Regions from separate parts of the Mus musculus genome. Here all the other regions are linked to region 3. A link is a loop called in an ENCODE intact Hi-C map of the cell type or tissue named here. Cell type or tissue: gastrocnemius. All regions are shown on one strand. Each heading gives the region's core, and the rest is flanking DNA. Links, peaks and the distances in the headings are about the cores only.

What was found. A loop is a pair of places that touch in the nucleus more often than their neighbours do. Peaks named below come from ENCODE experiments on the same cell type or tissue, not always from the same donor. Only the 100,000 strongest peaks of a DNase experiment are listed, where the experiment ranks them.
Region 1: a loop joins it to region 3, with 2.9 times the contacts of the local background. A loop is called at or near these places in 1 of 42 quality-filtered maps.
Region 2: it touches region 3 in a loop (2.8-fold over the local background); 12 of 42 quality-filtered maps call a loop at or near these places.

The regions. Positions count from the first base shown.
Region 1 is chr3:116,659,029-116,666,462 of GRCm38, reverse strand. Mfsd14a (major facilitator superfamily domain containing 14A) reads left to right here and starts at 3,786. Exons shown (of 12, transcript NM_008246.2): 1 at 3,786-4,068. The coding sequence starts at 3,985. In gastrocnemius, for the core only: no CTCF peak of the experiment used is centred there; a DNase peak (open chromatin) is centred at 3,796; H3K4me3 peaks cover 2,891 bases; H3K27ac peaks cover 2,957 bases.
Region 2 is chr3:116,558,277-116,565,710 of GRCm38, reverse strand. It overlaps Lrrc39 (leucine rich repeat containing 39), which reads right to left and starts at 2,728. Exons shown (of 9, transcript NM_175413.4): 1 at 2,588-2,728. It also overlaps the pseudogene Gm9761. In gastrocnemius, for the core only: no CTCF peak of the experiment used is centred there; a DNase peak (open chromatin) is centred at 4,204; H3K4me3 peaks cover 1,918 bases; H3K27ac peaks cover 2,443 bases.
Region 3 is chr3:116,328,608-116,336,041 of GRCm38, reverse strand. Cdc14a (CDC14 cell division cycle 14A) reads left to right here. Exons shown (of 16, transcript NM_001080818.2): 8 at 3,160-3,247; 9 at 7,333-7,434. Among named protein-coding and RNA genes, the nearest start is that of Gm46839, 74 kb to the right of the region's middle. In gastrocnemius, for the core only: CTCF peaks have their summits at 2,633 (motif pointing left) and 4,036 (motif pointing left); DNase peaks (open chromatin) are centred at 2,628, 4,040 and 5,855; H3K27ac peaks cover 244 bases.

The DNA.
Region 1 (7,434 bases), core at 1,490-6,489, 330 kb before region 3:
AGAGAGAGAGACCCACCTGTCTTTGCTTCTTAGTTGTGAGATTAAAGATCATAGGCCACTGTGTTTGGCTATGGTCCTTTTTTTAAAAAAATATTTTCTTTCTTTGTTTCTTTTTTTTTTTTATATCTTCTGTATAAGGTTGCTCTGTTTTCACACACACCAGAATAGGGACTCAAATCCCATTACAGATGGTTGTGAACCACCATGTGATTGCTAGAAGTTGAACTTGGGACCTCAGAAACAGCAGCCAGTGCTTATAACCACTGAGCTATCTCTCTAGGCCCCCACAATCCATCTTTTTAAGACCATGCACTTGAATCAGTGTTTCTGACTCAGTTTGTGGGGTGTTTCCTTGTGTTCATTCCTAGCTTTTAGAGAAGCTGATGCAGGCCTTAAACTTTGATGTCATGGTTTGTGTTCTCTGTCTTCTTACAGTGAAACAGTTTGACTCCTAATATAATACTTGTGTTTTATTATGAATCTAAATGCTGCAATACCAATATTCTAATGACAAACACACTGTGTAAAATTAAAAGTTCATTTGCATTTTGTTTATTATTAGAATGTAGCCTGTCCACTAAAGATGTACATTCAAAGAACATGTATTTAAAAGTTAGTGTGCTTAAAGTAAGGCCAGGCATGACAACATGCACTTTTTTTTACTTACTCACTTTACATCCTACTCACTGCTCGCCCACTACTCCCACAGTCCTTTCCCTCCCCCTCTCGCCGTCTGGCACACCCTTTTGGTTCCAGGATTCAGGAGGCAGAGGCAGAATGATCTTTGTGAGTTCCAGGCCAGCCAGTCCTACGTGGTGTGACCATGTCTCAGAAAAAAACAAAATGGAATTCAGGTCTTCTCTGCATGGTTATTAGTGCAACAGAAATAGGCTCATTAGTTTTTATTTGTATTTGTATCCAGTTTTATGATTTTTTTTTTTTTTTTTTTGGTTTTTCGAGACAGGGTTTCTCTGTATAGCTCTGGCTTACCTGAAACTCACTTTGTAGACCAGGCTGGCCTCAAACTCAGAAATCCGCCTGCCTCTGCCTTCTGAGTGCTAGGATTAAAGGCGTGAGCCAGCACACCCGGCCTTTGTATCTAGTTTTATAAATGTAAGCTTTTATTATTGAATTCGCCTTTTTTTTTTTTTTACCAAACTCAAAACTTAAAAACTATGTAAGTGAAACATTACAGTTCACAAAGAAGTCTGCATAGTTCCTATGTTTGTCCCACTCCATTGGCAAGTGCCTTCTGTGGGGAGTAATTTCCACCAGGTTATAGCTCGGTTTCTTTCTGAAAGGCAAGCATATGTGTCACTACGTTTACAGTGCTGCTTTTCCTGCACGATCGTGTTCTCTGTTCTGTAAGGCTTTTTCTGAGCTCTGTGTATTCAGTGATCACCTTGATACCTACTTTGCTTTGGGGCTCATTTGCTAACTTGTTTAAACTATTTTCATGCTTTGGCTCTCACCTAATTGTCCATGTGCCTAAGTAAATTCACTGACACTCAAGGATTTGAACACTGACATCCTTGTTCTACCCTGTCAGATCTTTTTGGGTATGTTATTTCTATTTAATGGGAGCATACACACTATTTTTTAAATCCTAGTCTTAAAAAGAACCGGTGAGCACTATTGTAGGTATTCAAATAGCTTGAATAACTGACAATAACCAATCATATTTTAAAAGTAACTTTGATATAGCTGAAGTATGATTTTTGGAGGTCATAAAAAGTTGGAGTAACCACATAGTATTTTTTTCCAGTCTTTCATTTTATTTTGTTTTTGGTTTTTCGGGACAGGGTTTCTCTGTATAGCCCTGGCTGTCCTGGACCTCACTCTGTAGTCCAGGCTGGCCTCGAACTCAGAAATCCGCCTGCCTCTGACTCCCAAGTGCTGGGATTAAAGGCGTGCGCCACCACGCCCAGCTCAGTCTGGTTTTCATGTAGCCTGGGGCTAACCTTGAATTTGCTGTAGAGGCTGGCCTTGAACTCCTGGTCACACTGTCTCTACAACACAAATGCCAGGACCGAAGATATGCACCACCACGCCTACCTTAGAACAACCTTCTTAATCCTCTACACCCATGCAAAATATGATCTCGGGATTTAGTTATGAAGTTTCTCCCACTCTCAACAGCTTGAAGTTGGACTTCAAGGAAGTTTCTATATGAGAATTTTATTTTTAAAGTAAGTATGATGAAAATCCTTACCACCCAAGATGCTTTTCTTTCCCCATCCATGAAAACTGGCTTATTTTCCATTTCTTGTCAGCATGCAAGTAGAAGAAACAGAACATCCAACCAGGTTTATTTTTAACATTTTATTTTGAAATTTACAGAAAAGCTACAGTAACCCTCACATGTGTGCCCCCTGCTTTCTCCTTTACCTTGTCTAATAGTTACTTAGGCCATGTAATAAATAGCCTGATGTTCAGTGGCCTGAAGAATCCACCCACACCCAGGCTGCTCTCAGATTTGTCCTTGAATTCCTGATTCTCCTTCATGCCAGGATCTAGGCATCCACTTCTATGCTGGGTTCACTGATTGTTGGTGATAGAATCCGCAGCCCTATGCTTACAGGAAAAGCACTCCAAAAGAACCAGCTACAGCCCCATCCCAGTAATGTGGCTAAGCTGGGTATTCATAGCTGAAGGTCTCATAAAGTTTGCAGTCAGCTCAAGGCTTGACCAGGCATAGAGGATCTCGTTCCAAGATAATCCACAAAGCTTTGAAGGAGATTTCAGCTCAACGGCAGCACCTCTCCATAGTTCCTCTGGTATTATGGCATAACAATCGGCAACCCCTGACTGGAGTAAATGAAGAGCCTAGCAAAAACATACAGTACCTTTTATGACCTCTCCTCTAAAGTCAGTGCTGTCATTTCTGCTTTGCCCTGTTAAAACAAGGTCATCCATCACTAACCAGGCCACAAGCCAGGAGAGGGAGGGAGCCCCTTCCACTTCTCCCAGGGAGGAATATCACTGAGTTTGGGAACATTTATCTTACTTAGAGCCACCACATCCAGGATCGCTGTTGCCACAGTTTGGTTTGTTTCCAGTTCCCCTTTATCGAACAGTTTGATGGGGGAAAGCATGTGTTGTGCTCGTTCATACCTAGCACTGAAGGTATATTTAAAGGAAAGTTTTCCAACAGTTACCAAAATGAAGACTTTGCTAGACATGGTGGCACATGACTTTGATCACAATATGGGAGGTAGTCAGGGAGATCTCTCAGTTTGAGGCCAGCCTGGTCTACATAATGTGCTGCCTCAAAGTAAATGTCAGTACTGTTAATATCACATTTCATATTCCACCTGTCTGCTCTTTCTACCAGTCTTCTAGTCAAACCAATTTTTAAAAGCCTATAAAGTATGGCATCTAGTTTACACTGGGAGAGAATGTACTGGTACGTGGGGGTATGTAAGCCAGCATGACCTAGCTGGGCATCAGATCAACAGCTAAAACTCCTCTACCTGCTACTGACCATTCCTGGAAAACTTTCCCGTTGTCCCCTTCAATTCTGTTTTGGTGGGGATGCATTTGATGCGGATGCTATTAGCCTGGGACGCCTGAGCATCTGAGAAACTATTTGTCAGATTTGAGTAGGTAAAAACTTTTCGGAACTTGAGTTCATCTGTGAAGGAAAAACTGTTAAAATAGCCATCGCTCAGCGCCTTAGAGGGCAAAAGCTAGGCAGCCAAAGCACCTGGCTCCACCCGCTCCCGCGGCACCTCCCAGTCCTCCGCTATTGCAGGGTTGGAGGGGCGTGCCCGCACTGCGGGGGCGTGGCTGCGTCACGGGGGCGTGGCGAGCGACTCAGCCGATCGCACGATGTGACGCGCCGCCCGAGGCAGGCCGGGCCCTCAAGATGGCGGCGTGCGCCCTGAGCGGCTCGGCCCGGCAGTAGTGGCGGGACCGCACTCGCCGCTGGGGCCGCCCGCCCCCTGAGTGGCTGCTGCAGCGCCGGGAGTCGAGGATGGTAAAATGACCCAGGGGAAGAAAAAGAAACGGGCCGCGAACCGCAGTATCATGCTGGCCAAAAAGATCATCATTAAGGACGGAGGCACGGTGAGTGCTGCTGGTTCCGCGCCGCAGGACGGCCCGGGTGCGGGCCCGGCTCGCTCTTCCCCCCGCTTCCGCCTTCGCTGGGCCGAGAGCGCCCTGCCCTTCCGTGCCGCCGGCGCTGCCGCGGTCTCGGCCTGCGGCCTCCGCGGCCTGGCTCCCCTGGACGCTGCTGGTACCTCCGGCGGGGCACTGCGTCTCGGAGCCTGCGGCCTCGGCCCACGTGCGCCCGGCCTCGGGGAGGAGGCGGCGGCCCCTCCGCAGCCTCGCCAGGCCCAGCGCGGCGCGCGGGGAGGCTGGGCAGCCTTGCGCTCCGTATGCTGTGGCGGGTGGCCGCCGCCGCGGCCCGCTGGGCCAGGGTACGTGCGTTGTCCCATCGCGGTCGCCGGGAGCCGGAGCAGCGGCTTGGAGCTGTTCGGCTACCTTGTCGGGGAGTGGGCTCGTCCCCTCTCCCGGCGTCGGAAGCCTGACCTTCCCTGGGGCCCTCTCCGTTAGAGAAATCTTCACCTTGTGCCTCAAAATAAGTCTTTAGAATTGGTCATGGCGTGAGGATCGGAGACAGATTCTGGCAGGCGGACTGAGGCTAAAAATGTGCCTTTTAGACAGTCGTTACTCGCAGAAAACTTTATGCACTGTGCAGTGTGCTACCAGACGTCGATATAGGATTTGTCATTGGAAAACAAACGTACACTTTTGTTGTGCTGTGTGTTTGTAGCGTTACACTCTGATCTTTGCTGACTCCTTTGGTATCGCGTTCCGAAATAGAATGGAAAAGTAAGATGTGTCTCTGTGGTGAAGTTGCAGACATTGTTTCTTTCCATTTGTTTGTAGTTTAATGGAGCCTTGATCAATGCTAGCAAAGCACTAAATATGTAAGTAGGCCACCGCGGAGGATTTGCTGAAATCAGTTTGAAATAAATGACAACTTTCTTTTGACATTTGAGAACATGGCCTAGTCCAACTGCCATCATTTAGAAAGCTTGGGACATATGGAACGATTTCGGAATATGTTCAGTTAACTGTCAGATTTATTAGTTGTCATAGCTTTGACTTTTAGTGAAAAAAGAGGGTTCAGAGCTTTCCAGATTTTCTTACTGTACCTGATCAAAGTATTACTTTGATGAATTCTCATTAGCTGTCTTGACCAAGTTAGTAGGAGCTATACTGGGAGGAAAGAATATCGTTGTCAGGTTTAGAGAGAGAAACTTATAACGAAGCATATTTTCAAAAACCAGGTGCTATTTAAGACCAATCTTTGCAAAAGACAAGAAGCAAGATAATTAAGGAGCAGACCTTTTTTTTTTTTTTTTTTTTTTTTTTTGGTTTTTCGAGACAGGGTTTCTCTGTATAGCCCTGGCTGTCCTGGAACTCACTTTGTAGACCAGGCTGGCCTCGAACTCAGAAATACGCCTGCCTCTGACTCCCGAGTGCTGGGATTAACGGCGTGCGTCACCATACCCGGCAGGAGCAGACCTTTTATAATGTTTGGATTTTTGTCTGGTTTGCTCTGTAAAATATTTTTTTGATGAGATAGTAGGGATCAAACTTAGAGCTCATGTCAGCCTCCAGAAGAGTCATTCCAAATTCTGACTTTGAGAAGAGATACATGTTTTTGTTGTTGTTGGGATTTTGCTTTGTGTCTGAGGACAGATCTCAGGTCGTTCAGAAAGACTTCAGACTTAGGACCCTCCTACTTGTGCTTCCCAAGTGCTGGGATTATAGGTGTGTGTGCTGCCATGCCTGGCGAGAAGAGGTTCTGTTTGTTTAAGTCTTTTTGCTATTTATAAAGATATAGCAAATTTCTAGCTTGCTTTAGTACACAAAATACTTTTTACTAGTAAAAATGTCTTGGTGGCACACTAAATCAATGAAAACTTTCCTTGAAAGTCAGGTCTTAAGAACATCGTCCTTTCCCATCTTACTCTGCCTCACTTTCCTTTTCATTCTGCCTTTTTTTTTTTTTAAGATTATTTATGAGCCAGGTGGTCATTCCAGCACTCGGGAGGCAGAGGCAGGTGGAGCTCTGTGAGTTCAAGGCCAGCCTGGTCTACCGAGTAAACTCCGTTCAGCCAAGACTCCACAAAGAAACCCTGTCTCAAAAACAAAACAAAGATGTACACACACACATGTGGAGAGCTGTGAGCAATCGCACACACAAGTGTTTTTGCCTAAATGTATGTATGCGTTCAGCATGATTGCCTGGTGTCTGAGGAGGTCAGAAGAGGGAATTCCGTCCTCTGGGTTTGAGCTGCCGTGTGAGAGCTGAGAAACAGTACTCTGCAAGAGCCACAAGTGCAGCTCAGCCAGAATGGCTAAGCCACTCCTCCAGTTTCCATTCTTTTGTTTTGTTTTGTTTTTTTTTCAGGACAGGGTTTCTCTGTGTAGCCCTGGCTGTCCTGGAACTCACTCTGTAGACCAGGCTGGCTTCGAACTCAGAGATCTGCCTCCCAAGTGCCGGGATTAAAGGCGTGCGCCACCATGCTTTTAATAGTACCGGCAGTTTCCATTCTTAAGCACACCGGTACTATCTCTTGTCATCATTGAATCCCACTGGGCCTCTAGTATATGGGTGGGTAGATGGATGGATAGCTTGTGTGTGTGTGTGTGTGTGTGTGTGTGTGAGAGAGAGAGAGAGAGAGAGAGAGAGAGAGTGTTTGGTTTAAGGTGACACTGCTTTTCTGCCTGTCTACGTATATAAATTAGACTACTCTTGTGAACATTGCTTTGATTTCACATGTATGGATGTTTTGCCTGCATATATGTCTCACCATGTGAGTGCTGAAGAGAAGAGGGCATCAGATCCCCTGGAACTGGAGTTATGGTTGGTTGTTAGCTGCCATATGGGTCCCAGAAATCAAACTAGGGTCCTGTGAAAGAGCTGGTGGCAGGTGAGCTTTACTCCTGGGCATTTCTCCAGTCTTCACCACTCCAACCCACCCCCTTTGTTAAGGGAAAAATTGACTGGTTTCCTCTTGTGTGTTGTGTTGTAGATCGTTGTGGAGATATTGTTACTGACGTTACAATTCGAGCCTTTAAAGACGACATACCGTTGGATCCTGTGGCAGTCTTTGAACAGTATTTGATACAGTTGATCAATGAGTGATCTGAGTCTCTTTATTGTTTTTTAGGGTTAATGTTCCTAGTTTGTTCAACCAATTTGAATCTTGTTGAAACCGATACTTGCTGGTGATTTGGCAGAATTAGAGTAGGTTCAGTTGTCAGCTGAGAGTGAATGAAGCTTCTGAATGGGTGTGCGTGCCGTGCCGTGCCTCGCACGTGCTAGGCAAGTGCTCTGTCTGCCGTGAACTCGCACCCTCAGCGTATGCTACTAATTTATTTATTTTCCCTTGAAGTTGTATTCAGTCTGCACTG
Region 2 (7,434 bases), core at 1,599-6,598, 230 kb before region 3:
GAAAGACATCATGTTTCAGAATATTAATGATTGATAACAATCATGAGAGGTGATGTTTGCGTCCAGCTATTCCACATATATTTGCATGCCATATCTTATTTTATTATTTTACTTATTTATTTATTTATTTATTTATTTATTTTGGCTTTTTGAGACAGATTTTTCTGTACAGCCTTGGCTATCCTGGAACCTACTCTGTAGTCCAGGCTGGCCTCGAACTCCACTCCACCTGCCTCTGCCACTCAAGTGCTGGGATTGAAGGTGTGTGCCCCCACAGCCCATACCTTATTTTAAACCCATGTAAACTATGATGTGAGTATTTTTGTTGCCTTTAGTATTCATATGAGGAAGCTAACCCTCAAGGGAGCACACATGGTTGGAACAGGAACTGCTGTCCAATCCGCTTCCTTTGTTACCATGTCGTCCATGATAATGAAAACCTGCAACCAGACTTGCATCCAGCTATGGGAAAGTAATTAAGCTACGATACATTAGGCAAGTCTGGGGCCCTCAAGATGGCTCCACAGGTAAAGGTGGTTGCCACCAGCCTGACAGCATGCAGAGGCCCCAGGCCCCAGCTGTGTCTACAACATAAGGCTTCCTACAAGGAAATCAATTAAGCCTGGTTTTGTTTTGTTTTAAGATGGCTGGAGAGACAGCTCCATAACTAAGAGCGTTTGCTCCTCTCCTGGGGACTGAGGCTTGGTTCCCAGCATCCATATCCTGACGTTCCCACTGCCTATCTCCAGTTCATGGGGATCTGATGCCTTCTCCTGACCTCCAAAGGCATCCACACACATGTGGTATACAATTTCACAGAAATACATATGTGGTATACAATTCCACAGAAATGCACACAGAAATACATCTGTGGTATACAATTCCACAGCAATGTACACAGGAATACCTATGTTTTAGAAATAACAAAGTAAGTAGATAACTGTTTTGCATTTTTATGAGAAAGAGTAGGAGAACTTTTAGGAAACAGGAGACGGCTTGTGCAGAAGACAGAGAGTACAGTAGCAGAGGCCACAGGAAATGTGGCTGTGACCAGCGTGTGCTCCACGTGTGCATCACGATGTTGTGGAGAAACCCGTTGTTTGCATCTAACATTTAATAAGAAGGAAGAAAAAGAGGCAACCAAGTAAAACCAGCAAGGTAGGAAAAGCCCAGGAAATCCAAATGGCAAAAACAAAACAAAACAAAACAAAACAAAACAAAACAAAACAAAAACCCACAGACTGTACTTAGCCTTAAGATTCTATAGATTAAACCATAGTAAACTATCTATACATACCTCATCAAAATGGCCAATTGTACTAGACTGACTCTACCAACTATTGGTGAAAGTTTGGGTGAGAGGATTCCCCCAGTGCTTTGCATTGGTGGAACTGTGAGTTGGTTGTAACTACTTTCAAAGAGCATAGGTGATATACGAGGTATAGACATTCCTGCTCACTATGAACAAGTGTCCCCCAACAATGATTTTTCAAAATAGTATAATAATTAGTAATAATAATAATAAAATGAATGCATCATGGAATTTTGCTTTTTCATGGATACCTTCATTTGGCCCAGGACGTTTGGCTAATCATGTCTAAATTGTAGAATTAGAATTAAAATTATTTGAGGCTCATGGAGGCAGTCAGAAAAGGAACCCGAAAAGAGCTGTCAGAAGAAAACTTTGGGTTGCTTTGTCATCTACAATATGCAGAGTATTACTTAGAGAGGGATGTGAGCAGAGTGCGCGGAGCCCACAGACAGGAGCTGAGTGTGAGATCTTTCTGCAGTCAAGAGACCTTGGGATCAGGCATAATAGTATATGTCTGTTGATGGGCTGATGCAGGAGGATGGTACGTTTGAGAGCAGCTTAGGTACACCACAACACCTTACCAAAATAGGAAAGAAGGAAGGAAGGAAGGAAGGATAAAAAAGGAAAGAAAGGAAGTCAGGAAAGAATGGACAAATAAGAGAAGAGAGTGGGAGGTGGAAGGAGGAGCCTTGAAGAACATGTACTGGGGACCTTACTGCCTGGACATGTCACCTAGAATTTATTGTATCAGATGTTAATAAAGCTGATGTATGTACTAAATACTTTCAACCATATACAATTAAAATATTTCATGAATGCAAGCTATCTCCGTATTGCATTATCTTTATATAAACTCTCATTTGTTAACTTATTTCATTGCTTGACATTAAATATTGGTCATCTCTAATACTAATTTCCTTAACATGACAGATTTGCTTCAGAAAAAAAACAAGTTTGTAACAAGGCATTTCTGCATCTAGCTCCTTTGTGAAGGAAAGGCACACAGCACAGCAGCGAGCTAAGTGTGTCAATGACACGGTGGGGCAGCTGCTTTCAAAAGTTAAACAACTGAAGAAACACAACCTTAAACTCTAACTTTCAGGAAGCCTATCTCCTGTGTCCCAGAGGACGACGGCTAGGTAAGTGACCACAGCCCCCTTACAAGGCTCAGAAGTTATATCTGTGATCAGCTGATAAACTTTTTCAGTGAGATCGTCACCTGTAATTTCTTTAAGCAGAAGGAACGGAGGAAAATTGTTTCGGAAAAGCACTTACCATAGGGGGTTGCTGCAGCCAACATGCCCAGAGCTCCCTGATTCTCAGCTAGAATCAGATCCAAGGTGATTTTTTTTTCCCCCAGTGTGGCTCCAAATGACTAAAACTCTGTCGGGCTGTGACCAAGTGAAAAGTCATGTCAGCCTACTTCTAATTTTAGCTCCTGGACAAGGCTGAGAATAGCAAGAGTCACGTGGGGCTTCTGTGCAAAGGTTCAACTGATAATGTACGTGAGTGCGTTCCTACAGACACCAGGGAAGTCTCTGATAATGTACGTGAGTGTGTTCCTACAGACACCAGGGAAGTCTCTGATAATGTATGTGAGTGTGTTCCTACAGAAACCAGGGAAGTCTCTGATAATGTACATGAGTGTGTTCCTACAAACACCAGGAAAGTCTCTGGGAGAACCATTTCTTTTTAAATTAATTTAAATTTTTTAACTGTGTGTGTGTGGGGGGGGTGTTTTGTGTGCATGTATGGCTGTGTGCCACATGCATGCAGTGCCCTGCAGGCCAGAAGAACTTGTTGGGTCTCCTGGAACTGGAGTGATGGATGGTTGTGTGCTATCACATGGATGCTGGGAAATGACCCTGGGTCTCCTGCAGGAGCAAGTGCTCTTAAGCACTGCACCATCTCTCCGGCCTCTTGGAGGGAGAACAATTTCTAAGTGCCAGAAAAGAATTCTTTCTAAAAGTCCGTCCACTTTTCATGACTTACAGATCTTACATACTTAACAGAACATAGTGGATCTGTTGGAAGCAAAGCAACTTCAAAATACACTGATGTGCAACAGGACAAAGCCCCTCACTACCTTGAAGTAAAAGCCCCAGTGCTTCAGATGAATGAATAGGGAAGGTGTGGCGAGGAACCGCAATTTGTGCTGCACCTAAGCTTCAGTTTCAGGGAGAAATGGTTGACTGAAGCCCTGTCCAGTCCACCTCCTTCTGCTATCAGGTACACTCTCAAGCCTAGGACTTCAGACTTAATTAACTTTCCATTTTTAACTCTCAGCTCCCACAGACAGGACCTAATTCCATGTTCTTAAGAATTATACATACAGCCAGGTGGTAGTGGAACACACTTTTAATTCCGGCACTCCAGGGAAGCAGACACAGGCAGATCTCTTTGAGTTTGAGACCAGCCTGGTCTACAGAGCTAGTTCTAGGACAGCCAAAGCTACACAGAGAAACAGTGTCTTGAAACCTCTCACACCAAAAAAGACAATTATACTCTTAGCTTTTAAAAATCTGTACACATCTGTACACAGATAAAATATAAGAGGTAAAACTGAAAGACCTCCGAAGGGAGTCCCTCACTCAAGTCTCGGGATAATAGTGGACCCCCAAGAACTCATGAGAGACCAAACTTGATGCAAACCACAGGAGGCTTTATTCGGGAAAACCAGAGCTCTGGGGACGACTCATATCTCACGCAGGGGTAGAGGAGTCAACCCCGAGGGGACAGGGGTCCCAGGTTTTATAGGCCCTCAGGGGGGAAAGGAGAAGGGGGAGAGTAGGGGATTTCCAGATCTAAACAATGTCTATTCTAAAATGATTGATTCCTCAAGAAATGGGTATGGGGGCCATTTCGTGACGCCGCGGGACCGAGAATCTGTAGGAGCAGAGCCAGAGGGAAGCGGGTGGGCCTGTCGGAGCGTTAGGATTTGAGCTTGGGCCTTTTGAACCCAGGATCTCGAAATGCATCGTGATTCCTGTCCCTTGGATTGTAAGGTTTATGTAGGTAATCTTGGAAATAATGGAAACAAGACTGAATTAGAACGGGCTTTTGGCTATTATGGACCACTCAGAAGTGTGTGGGTTGCTCGAAACCCTCCTGGCTTTGCTTTCGTCGAATTTGAGGATCCCCGAGATGCTGCTGATGCTGTCCGGGAACTAGATGGAAGAACACTGTGTGGCTGCCGTGTAAGAGTGGAACTGTCGAATGATGAAAAGAGAAGTCGGAATCGTGGGCCGCCTCCCTCTTGGGGTCGTCGTCCTCGAGATGATTACCGCAGGAGGAGTCCTCCACCTCGGCGCAGATCCCCAAGAAGGAGAAGCTTTTCCCGAAGCCGGAGCAGGTCACTTTCTAGAGATAGGAGAAGAGAAAGGTCTCTGTCTCGTGAGAGAAATCACAAGCCGTCTCGATCCTTCTCTAGGTCTCGTAGCTGATCTAGGTCAAATGAAAGGAAATAGAAGATCAGTTTGCAAAAGTGGTGTACAGGAAATAACTTCATCTGACAGGAGTATGTACAGGAAATTAAAGTTTTGTTTGAGACTTCATAAGCTTGGTGCATTTTTAAGATGGTTTAGCTGTTTAAATTTGTTTTGTCTCTTGGAACAGTGACACACAAAACAATGTAATTCTCTATGGTTTTCAGATGGATCATAAGAGGCACGTGATATCAAGAATTGTTACTTTACAATGTTCCCTTAAGCAAGATTTAATTTTCTTTGAATTTTAGTTTTTCATAGACTGAAATAAACCTAGGTCCTGCCCAAAAAAAAAAAAAAAAAAAAAAAAAAAGAAATGGGTATGGGAGGGAAACAAGGAAAGAGTCTAATGAAGGTGCAGCAACTACGGATTGGCCCCGACTGTGGTTGCTGGGGAGATTTTCCGACTCTATCCCAGCAACCAATATAGCAACCAATATCATAAACACCTGGCAGTGAGGTGCAGCAGTGGGCACACACCTGGGTTCAAGGAACGGTCAGAACATTGGCAGACACACGGGTTCAAGGAGCAGCCAGAGCATTGTGCACCTCTATTTTTCTAAATCAGTGAAGCTATTTCTACTGACAATGAAATCTATTTTGCCAGTTGCAGGGCTTCTGTGACCTTTTACACTCTGTCAGGATCTTTCAAAACTATCTAATTTTTATGTTATGTCTACACACAGACGCATACACAATGCTTTAGTGCTGTGCTAGAACACAGGATCTTGCCGTATGCTTGATATGCACTCTACCACTGAGCCACACCCACAGCTCTTCAGAACTCTATAATATCATGTTCTGTTAGCATATATTGTTTCTACAAAAATAATGGGTTTCATCGAGTTTTCTCCATAAAGACCAACCTAGTCTACATGAGACCCTGGAGACAGAGACAGAGAGACTGAGATATTTATCCCCAGATTGTTTTCTGAGGGCTATCCTAAAGCACACTTCCTACCAGAGAATAAGTGTTTCCATATTGTCTTCAACACTTACCTTCCATCTGATCCTCCTGCATCAGCCGGGGTGCTAGGGCTAAGGGCATGCTGGGTTTTACATGGTGATTCCATGCAATCTGGGCAAGCACCGTCAACTGAGCTACATCCCAGACCTTCCCCGTATGTTGAATGAGGTATCAAGTGCACAACAAATTAAAAGGAGGTGTTTATTCTGCTTCATATTGGTGGGCCACTTTCAGTTCTATGGAAATAATTAATCTTTCCCAAGAAATTAGTGTGAATTATGCAACACTGTTTTCTGGTATTGGCCCAGCTTTTGAGAAAATCTTATGATCAGTTTGAAAAAAATCAACCATCTTCTCCTTTTTTTCTTTCTCCAAGGGTTTATTTCATGTGTATGAGTGTGTCACCTGCGGATATGTCTGCGGTGCCCAGAGAGGTCAGAAGATGGCACCTGATTTTCTGGAACTGGAGCTACAGATCGGATATGAGCCATCCCGTGGGTGGTCGGGAAAGCAACCTTGTTTTGTCGTCAGAGCAACAGATATTAACAGCTGAGCCATCTCTCCAGACCCGATTTGATTTGATTTGATTTGATTTGATTTGATTTGATTTGATTTGATTTGATTTGATTTTTCAGGTGACAGTCTTTCTGCATTGCTCTGGTTGATCTGAAGTTCTAGAGCTCAAAAAAGATTCGTCTCCCTCCGCCTTCTACCCAGCTAGGACCGTGGGTGCAAGCCTACAGGCCCGGCTTTTATGATCATTTGTAATATGCACAAACTGTATGAGAAATGATACAGTGAGGGTATTTTTTTTTGTGTGTGTGTGTGACAAGTGAGTTTTGCTCTTTATTATCAGCCATTTAATGTCTCCTGATAAAATTCAATACATTTAAATTTCATCTTAATTACCTTAGACTCAGGGCTAAATTTCTTTTTTTCCCCTTTATTTTATTTTAATTAGGTATTTTCTTCATTTACATTTCCAATGCTATCCCAAAAGTCCCCTATACCTCCCCCCCTCCACTCCCCTACCCACCCACTCCCACTTCTTGCCCTGGCTTTCCCCTGTACTGAGGCATATAAAGTTTGCAAGACCAATGGGCCTCTCTTTCCACTGACGGCCAACTAGGCCATCTTCTGATACATATGCAGCTAGAGACACGACCTCCGGGGGGTACTGGTTAGTTCATATTGTTGTTCCACCTATAGGGTTGCAGATCTCTTTAGCTCCTTGGGTACTTTCTCTAGCTCCTCCACTGGGGGCCCTGTGTTCCATCCAATAGCTGACTGTGAGCATCCACTTCTGTGTTTGCTAGGCCCCAGCATAGTCTCACAAGAGACAGCTATATCTGGGTCCTTTCAGCAAAATCTTGCTAGTGTATTCAATGGTGTCAGCATTTGGAGGCTGATTGTGAGATGGATCCCCAGGTATGGCAGTCTCTAGATGGTCCATCTTTTTGTCTCAGCTCCAGTAACTCCTTCCATGGGTGTTTTGTTCCCAATTCTAAGAAGGGGCAAAGTGTCCACACTTTGGCCTTCGTTCTTCTTGAGTTTCATGTGTTTTGCAAATTGTATCTTTTTTTTCTTTTTAATATTTTTATTAGGTATTTTCCTCATTTACATTTCCAATGCTATCCCAAAAGTCCCCCATGACCTCCTCCCACCCCCAC
Region 3 (7,434 bases), core at 943-5,942:
AGTCTTGCCATCAGCCCCAGGGGCTTTCTGTGTTCACTGTGGACCTATGATAACGGCAAAAGTCCAAATGTTTGTGCTTCTGTGATCAGTACACCACAGACATAAATATATTCTCTGCGAGTATAGAAACTGATACTTTCCAGTCAGATTCCATTCTAGGAACAGCAACTTGGCTGTTCAAGGGAAATCTGAAGTGGAGAATCTTAAAGTATGGTGCGTTACAGTATCTAAACACACCCATCGCAGGAATGAGACGTCTATCTTACAGTGTAGGTCACGTGCGGCTTTCTAACTGGTATCTGATGGGTAGGGAGCTTTACCTCAGCCGGGGCTAAATCAATGTTCACGTCTCATGCCTGCTTACGTGGTTTTTTTTTTTTTTTTTTTACAAAATGTGGTAGGGTTAGAAAGTACCTGAAGTTCCTGCCTGATCTGGATTCTTTGAAGTTTAATTAGGACAACAGATTTGTGTCATTTTAAATATTCTGTCATTGGCATGTTAGAATTGTAGAAATCACCGGGAAAGGGGCACAGATATAAAGTAACTTTTAGTTGCCTGATGCAATTGTCATCTCTGAGGCTTACTACCTCTGTCTGCTAACTTAGGCCTAGTCCTGGAAATTTCTAGCCTCTGGACAATCTAATCTAGAATGTTTTCAGCCTCTGAGAATTACTGTTGAATAAGCTCACCCCTTCCTAGTTCTTTCTGAATTCTGGCTAGCTGGCTCAACTCAGCAGTTCTGGCTCAAATGCCTCTTCAAGTTGACAGATTCGATTTTGCTCTTCTCTTGGCCTCTCCTGAATCGCTCCGCTTGGCCTCAAAATGACTTGGGCAATCTGTTCTAATCTTCTGGCTCCTTCTCATTCTCTGGCTCATTTTGTTTTGACCTGTGTCTAGCTTGTTCTCTTTTCAGCCAATCTCTGTAAAACCGTCCCAGTAAAGCTGCCTCCTCCTTCTGTCTGCACCTGTTCTTTCATAGCTTTCATTTCCTCTCTCTTTTCCCAAGAGTTGGGCTTATCCTCTTCTGTCAAATCTCTCTCTGATTCTCTATTGTCTGCCACACCATTAGATATCACTTTCAAACATGGGCACTTCTTAATTACAAACTAACTTTACCATCATCGTTTGGTATTAAAGGTGTGTGCTAAGGGCTGAGCCCCACCACAACTAGAAACAGATCTTTTCAGTAAATAACACAGTCTTGGGGTTTACAACATGATCAAGTATCTTGCAACATACAGATAGATCCTTGTTCTGGAACATTACCGGAGCAATCTTTTATGTATTAGGTCAGTTAAAAGCTGTGACCTTTCTTTCAAATTTAAATCTAAGCTCTCATTGTTTAACTTTAGCAACGTTTCCTAGGCTGCCAAATAGAGCCAGGTGTTCCCCAGTGTTCACCATTTTAGGTAGGAAGGTTTACCAACACAATTCTGTTGATTCTGTGAGTGAATTTATCTCACTGTCTCTATTCACATGATCGATTATAAAAGGTTACTATTTAACCAAGCAGATAACTATAATCAAAATGAACAGGTATAAATATATTCAATAAATTCATCTGTCCTCCTTAGTGGCCAAGAATACAGAAATAGTGGACACAGAAAGCCACTGTCTTCCACTATTGATCAGGGCATGCTTTTGTCTTTTGATAATTGAAGCTCATGTTTATTCTTCACTTTCTAAAGTAGATCATTCATTTAGACTTTTATTTAAACAAATTGTTTAATCCCTTAGCAATTGTTATAAAGAGATAGCTACACATCTGCTTATGCATCTCCAAGATTTATAGGGTGTTGTAGAGTGATTTTGTTTTTTATCTTTGGGTTACTATAGTGGATACACATTCAAGATGCCATATAAAGCTTTTTTAAAATACTTTTTTTTTTTTTTAACGATTGGAGAGATGTTATTATGTTTTAGGAATATAAATTGGCCAGTCAGGTTTTGGTTTTCATGGAAGTGACAGTGGATAACATAAGTGAGGTAGTGGCTCTGATTGCCTTGATGTTCTAGCGTATTTGATACATATTTATTTTGTACTTGCCAAAGAGTCCAAGCTCTAATTGGCTTAGATGCCTACCGTGGAGGCCGCCACGCCAGAGGAAGTGTTCTTTACACAGAAACGTGCTGCTTTCCTGATGTAGATGGAGACTTGGGCCAGGGGTGGAGTTGGGTGTGGGGGTGTGAATATTTTCTAATGTATTACATAGGAGCCCCCTGGTCACTGGCAAAGTCTTGGGTTTCACCAATCCATGTCCTAGTCCGGATGGGTTAGTAGCACAAGGACAGGGAAGCCACTGAGGATGGAGGAGGTGCTGGAGTGTGGGAAGGCGAGCCATTTCTTGGCCTGTAGGCCTTTGCTGATGAGCACATTGAGTTTGCTGACCAAAGGTTGACAAGTATTCATCAGTCAGCCAGCAGATACATTTTATTTGGGTTCATAGGGTTTAAAAACTTATTTAAAGATAGTCAACAGTCAAAGAAAGATTTCATTGAAAAGTCCATTTGGAAGGTCAGACCTAGTTAAGTCAGCTTCCCAGGGTCACCAGTTAGCCAGGGCTAGAAGCGCCTGCCTTTTTTTTTTTTTTTTTTTTTGCCTTTGTTTGGGCTTGGCGCCCTCTGCAGGCGACTGTGGCCGAGAGGTTTATGGTGTCTCGTCCCTCCTTCCTGCCCTTTGTCAGTCTTTAAAGCAGCATTGATTGTAGGCATAATTACTCCCAACAACAACGACAACAACAAGAAGAATAAAAGCGATTGTGTTTATTGTGACCCAGATAGTTATAGTTTTTTCACTATTTAAAGCCTCCTTGCTATGTTCATGAGAGTCCTTATATTTTCCCTTACCTCGACCTATTGTTTTTGTTTTTTGTGCTTTTTTTTTTTCCTGGAATAAAATTTCATTGCAGACTGACAAGTTTACTTTCAGACAAACAACCTTTCATACAGTCTGTATTTTTTATCATCTGAGTAGAAACTTTTCTTAAATGAGGTGATACTATAGTGTTTTTTTATATCTATTATTATATATTAGTTTCCCCTTATGTAAGTCCCATTAATCTAGTACTGACGGTGTGACACGTTATTTGTAAGGACTTCTTAAACTGTAGAAACACTATAAACTATTTTTCTTTCCTTTTTTCACAAAATTCTGCCAGCGAGTTGAAAACGGAGACTTCAACTGGATCGTTCCAGGAAAGTTTTTAGCGTTCAGTGGACCGCATCCTAAAAGCAAGATTGAGAATGGTAGGTCATTTTTTCCTGTGTCACGTAAACATCTATTGTAGTTCATTTTCATTACATTCTCCATAATGTATTTCCATATATAATTCACTTCCTTGGCTAATATCCTTTGAGGAATATTTGTTCATAATTTTCAAAATTGAACAGTATTAATTTGTGTGTTAAATGCTAAACTTCTATTATATTTTATTTTTTTAAAGCAGGTTTATTTTATTTTTAATTATGTGTATATGTGTGTGTGGGAAGGTATGTCATGGGTGGTGTGTACACAGAGCACATCCCCTACAGAGGTCACAAGAGGCCATCAGAGTCCCTGGAGCCGCAGTTGGAGGGTAGCTTGAGACAGAATTCCAGATATTCAAAGTGTTTGTTTGTCCATTTAATAAGCGCAGCGTTGTAGGCAGGTGGAGGCCTGGCTCCCCATCCCTTACTGGTTGTGGAACCTGCTGTGAGCGTCCTTCCTTCTGGAAGCATTAGTTCCCTTGTATAGCCCAATGAGGGGACAGACCCACGTCTTGGGCAGCTAGTGAGGATAGGATTAGAGACATGGATGAAGGGCCTCAAGGTGGCAGGTCCCTCAGCAGCTACACAATTGTCTTTTTATCCCAATGTTCTGGCTACCTTATTATCATACCTAGAACAGTCATTTCCCTCAGCTTTCCCCCACTTTCCCAACTTTAAAGGGAAGTCTGGGAAACGATGAATTGAAGTCTCTTAGCTCTGAAATTGTTTCCTTAGCCTGTTCTTTAGCACCTCTGGGTCCTGTGCTTCACTGATGTCATGTCTCCATCTAGTGGCAAGATTCGGTAAGGGTTGGGTGAGCGACCAATCAACCCTGGGTGGATTGATATTAAAAGACTAACCAGTCCCTCACAACATGACAGTGACATTGCCACACGTTTGGATGATTTTTCTTGGTTTTAATTAATTCAAAGTCCCCCCTCCCTCTCTCCTTCCCTCCCTCCCTCCCTCCCTCCCTCCCTCCCTCCCTCCCTCCCTCCCTCCTTCTCTCTCTCTCTCTCTCTTTCTCTCTCTCTCTCTCTTTCTTTCTTTCTTTCTAATAAAAAAGCTTGTCCTGTTCTCTTACTTGGTGTCCTGATAAATGGAATGGCGTTGATTGAGCCTTACCTGAAACAATCACCCACACAGGTGCTAGAGTGTGACTTACAGGGTGTAAACGCTGGCTAGCTATGTGTGCATGGTAAGCTATCCAGGCACTAGTTATTCTGTAACTGTGTGGTTTAGTGAGATAATCCAGATAGAGTACTTTGGCGCCTGGGGACATAGCAAGTGATCAATAAAATTAGGTATTATTACTGTCATCATCATTATATCAATGTCCTGATACCATGCTAAGTGAACGGCATCTATTGACTGTGTGGGGTAGCTCACTAATGGCAAGAGAAGGCTGGAGAACTAGAAATGGTGAAGAAACAATGTATCTGCAGGGTTTACATAGGAGAGCAGGACCATGGCCAGGGATTCCAGCCACAAGGAATTTTTATTTACTCATTAAAAAATTTATTTATTTAATCTTTTTAAATGAGCACACACAGTCTTAGATATTATTGTGCTATTTTTGAAAGAAGTGTGTTTAAGTAGAGTCTCCTCCCCATCAACCCTCCCACTGCTGGTACCCAGCCCTCCATCATCCCTCCCACTGCTGATGCCCAGCCCTCCATCATCCCTCCCACTCCATCATCCCTCCCACTGCTGATGCCCAGCCCTCCATCATCCCTCCCACTCCATCATCCCTCCCATTGCTGATGCCCAGCCCTCCATCATCCCTCCCATGGCCCGGTACCCCAGCCCTCTCTTGTTACCTCCCCTGGTGATTCTGACTTTCATGTCAGTCCCTCCTTGCTCTGCTTTTTTATCACTAGCACCTCTTTTTCACCCTCTCTTGCTTTCCTAGTTTTCTAGGCTTTATTTGTAACGACATCCATTTCCATACATACATGTATATATTACAAGCCAGGATCCACAGATGAAAGAGAACATATGGATTTTTGTCTTTCTGAGATTGGGACACCTCACTTAGTATTATACATCCCAGATTCATCCATTTTTCCCCCCTGGAAATTCCATTTTCTTTACAGCTGAGTAACATCCCATTGTGAATTGGTTCCACATTTTCATTATCCACTCTGTTCATGGACATCTAGGGTGGCTCTAAATCCTTTCTATTGTAAATAGGGCAGCAATAAATATGGATGTGTAGGTATCTTTGTGATAGGAGTCCTTTGGATATAGTGAGTGGTACGCTAAGTCCTACGGTCCATTTGTTTTTAATGTTTTGAGTAATCTCCATGAGGATTTCCACAATGGCTGTACTAGCTTGCACCCCACCTACATTGAATAAAAGTTCCACTTTCCACACGTCTCCAACAGCATCTGTCATCAGAGTTCTTGATGTTAGGCATTCAGAGGAAATTTAGTACAGGGAGTTTGCTACAGTGAGACTAAGAAGAAAGACAGCAACGAAGGATGCAGAGGGCGATGGAGAAGGTAGTGGGTTCCTTTGAGGCTGAGGGATGAAAGAAACAAAGGGGAGTTGGGAGGACGGAGGCCCGTGGAGGAAGAGCCTCTGCTGGTCCTCAGGGCTCTGAAGGGAATGCACCAGAGACTCTGCTGTCAGGGAAGACATCTGGCCGGTTCAAGGCATGCCAAGCCGAGATGGGAGCTCTGGCTGAAGTGCTGACAGACGGGAAGAAAGGTTTCCTTTGGTTGTCTTGCCATCTCTCCTACTTTGAGAGCAAACGGAAGTATGCTAGAAGGGTAGTCTGCATGGAGTAGTAGGTGGACCCAGAATTACAAAGACTGAGTTGGAAGCCTGGCTTGGAGCTGAGAGAAAATTTTTAAAAATGACAGGGTGAGCAGGGGTGCAGCCAAGAGCATAGTATGGAGACCCTCTGGTTCACTCCGGAGCACGTGATCTGGGGGGGGGGGTGTCATTCTTTCTCCAGAGCACGTGATCCCCTCGGGGTCATACTCCGGAGCACATGATCCCTCGGGGTCATTCTTTCTCCAGAGCACGTGATCCCCTCGGGGTCATACTCCGGAGCACATGATCCCTCGGGGTCATTCTTTCTCCAGAGCACGTGATCCCCTCGGGGTCATACTCCGGAGCACGTGATCCCTGTGAATGAGGTCACTTCACTTGCCTGGGCTGCCAGGAATCTGCCAGCAGCTGGCGAACCCTGAATGGGTGAATCCTGAATGAGTGATTGGTGGTAACTGGTGTGTTAGGAAATTAGTCCTCTTAACCCCTGGGCTGCAAGGCAAGGTTTTCAGTGACCCAAATTCCCGTGGTCACTTTGGATGACCGGCCAAGAGTAGATCAGTAACAAGAATGCTTGCTTGCTGGGGGACATGCCAGGACACGTGGAGATTGTCTCCCCCCACTGTCAAGAAAGGGTCTACCAAAAGTTACTCTCTTAACTTTACTTTGAAATACTAATATTTTTATTGGACATGCATATGTTTATGCTACACATATGATTGATTAAAATTATGTATATACTATGAAGCGACCGTCAAATTTAACACATGGATCCAGTCCCGCACGCTGTTTTTAACTATAGGCAACATGCTGTGCACTAGGGCCCTTGATCATATTTCTCTTGTCCAGTGGCACCCTTGGACCTCCATCCCACAGTTCCCAGCTGTTATTTTAAGGAGATGGTTTTGAGAAAGCTTACAAGGTGTGACTCGGACATTGCATATGATAATTAATCACCACCCTGCTTCACGGGGAGTGGTGTTATAGATGGAAACGCTACCTCTAGCTTCCAAAAAGCCTTCGCTGTAGCTGAAACGAATCTGTTAAAGAATACTGTTCAAGAAGGAATGTCGCCCCAAATCACCCCAGCACTGCTCTGTCCATTTGAGTACTTCGGAACTGCCTTTGTTTGGGGTCTCCAAGATTATGCTTCCTGGATTCTGGATTCTTGGCCAGTCATCCAGAGGCTGCCATTTTTATTTTTTTATTTTTGTAGGTTGTAGTCGCCTCTGGTGTTCAATTAGGTCAGCCGCTACTTTGATGGCTCCTTGTGGTTTTCTGCTGACTGTCCCTTGTTTGCCTGTAGGTTACCCTCTCCACGCTCCCGAAGCCTACTTTCCATACTTCAAAAAGAACAACGTGACCACGATCGTGAGATTGAACAAAAAGATCTACGAGGCGAAGCGCT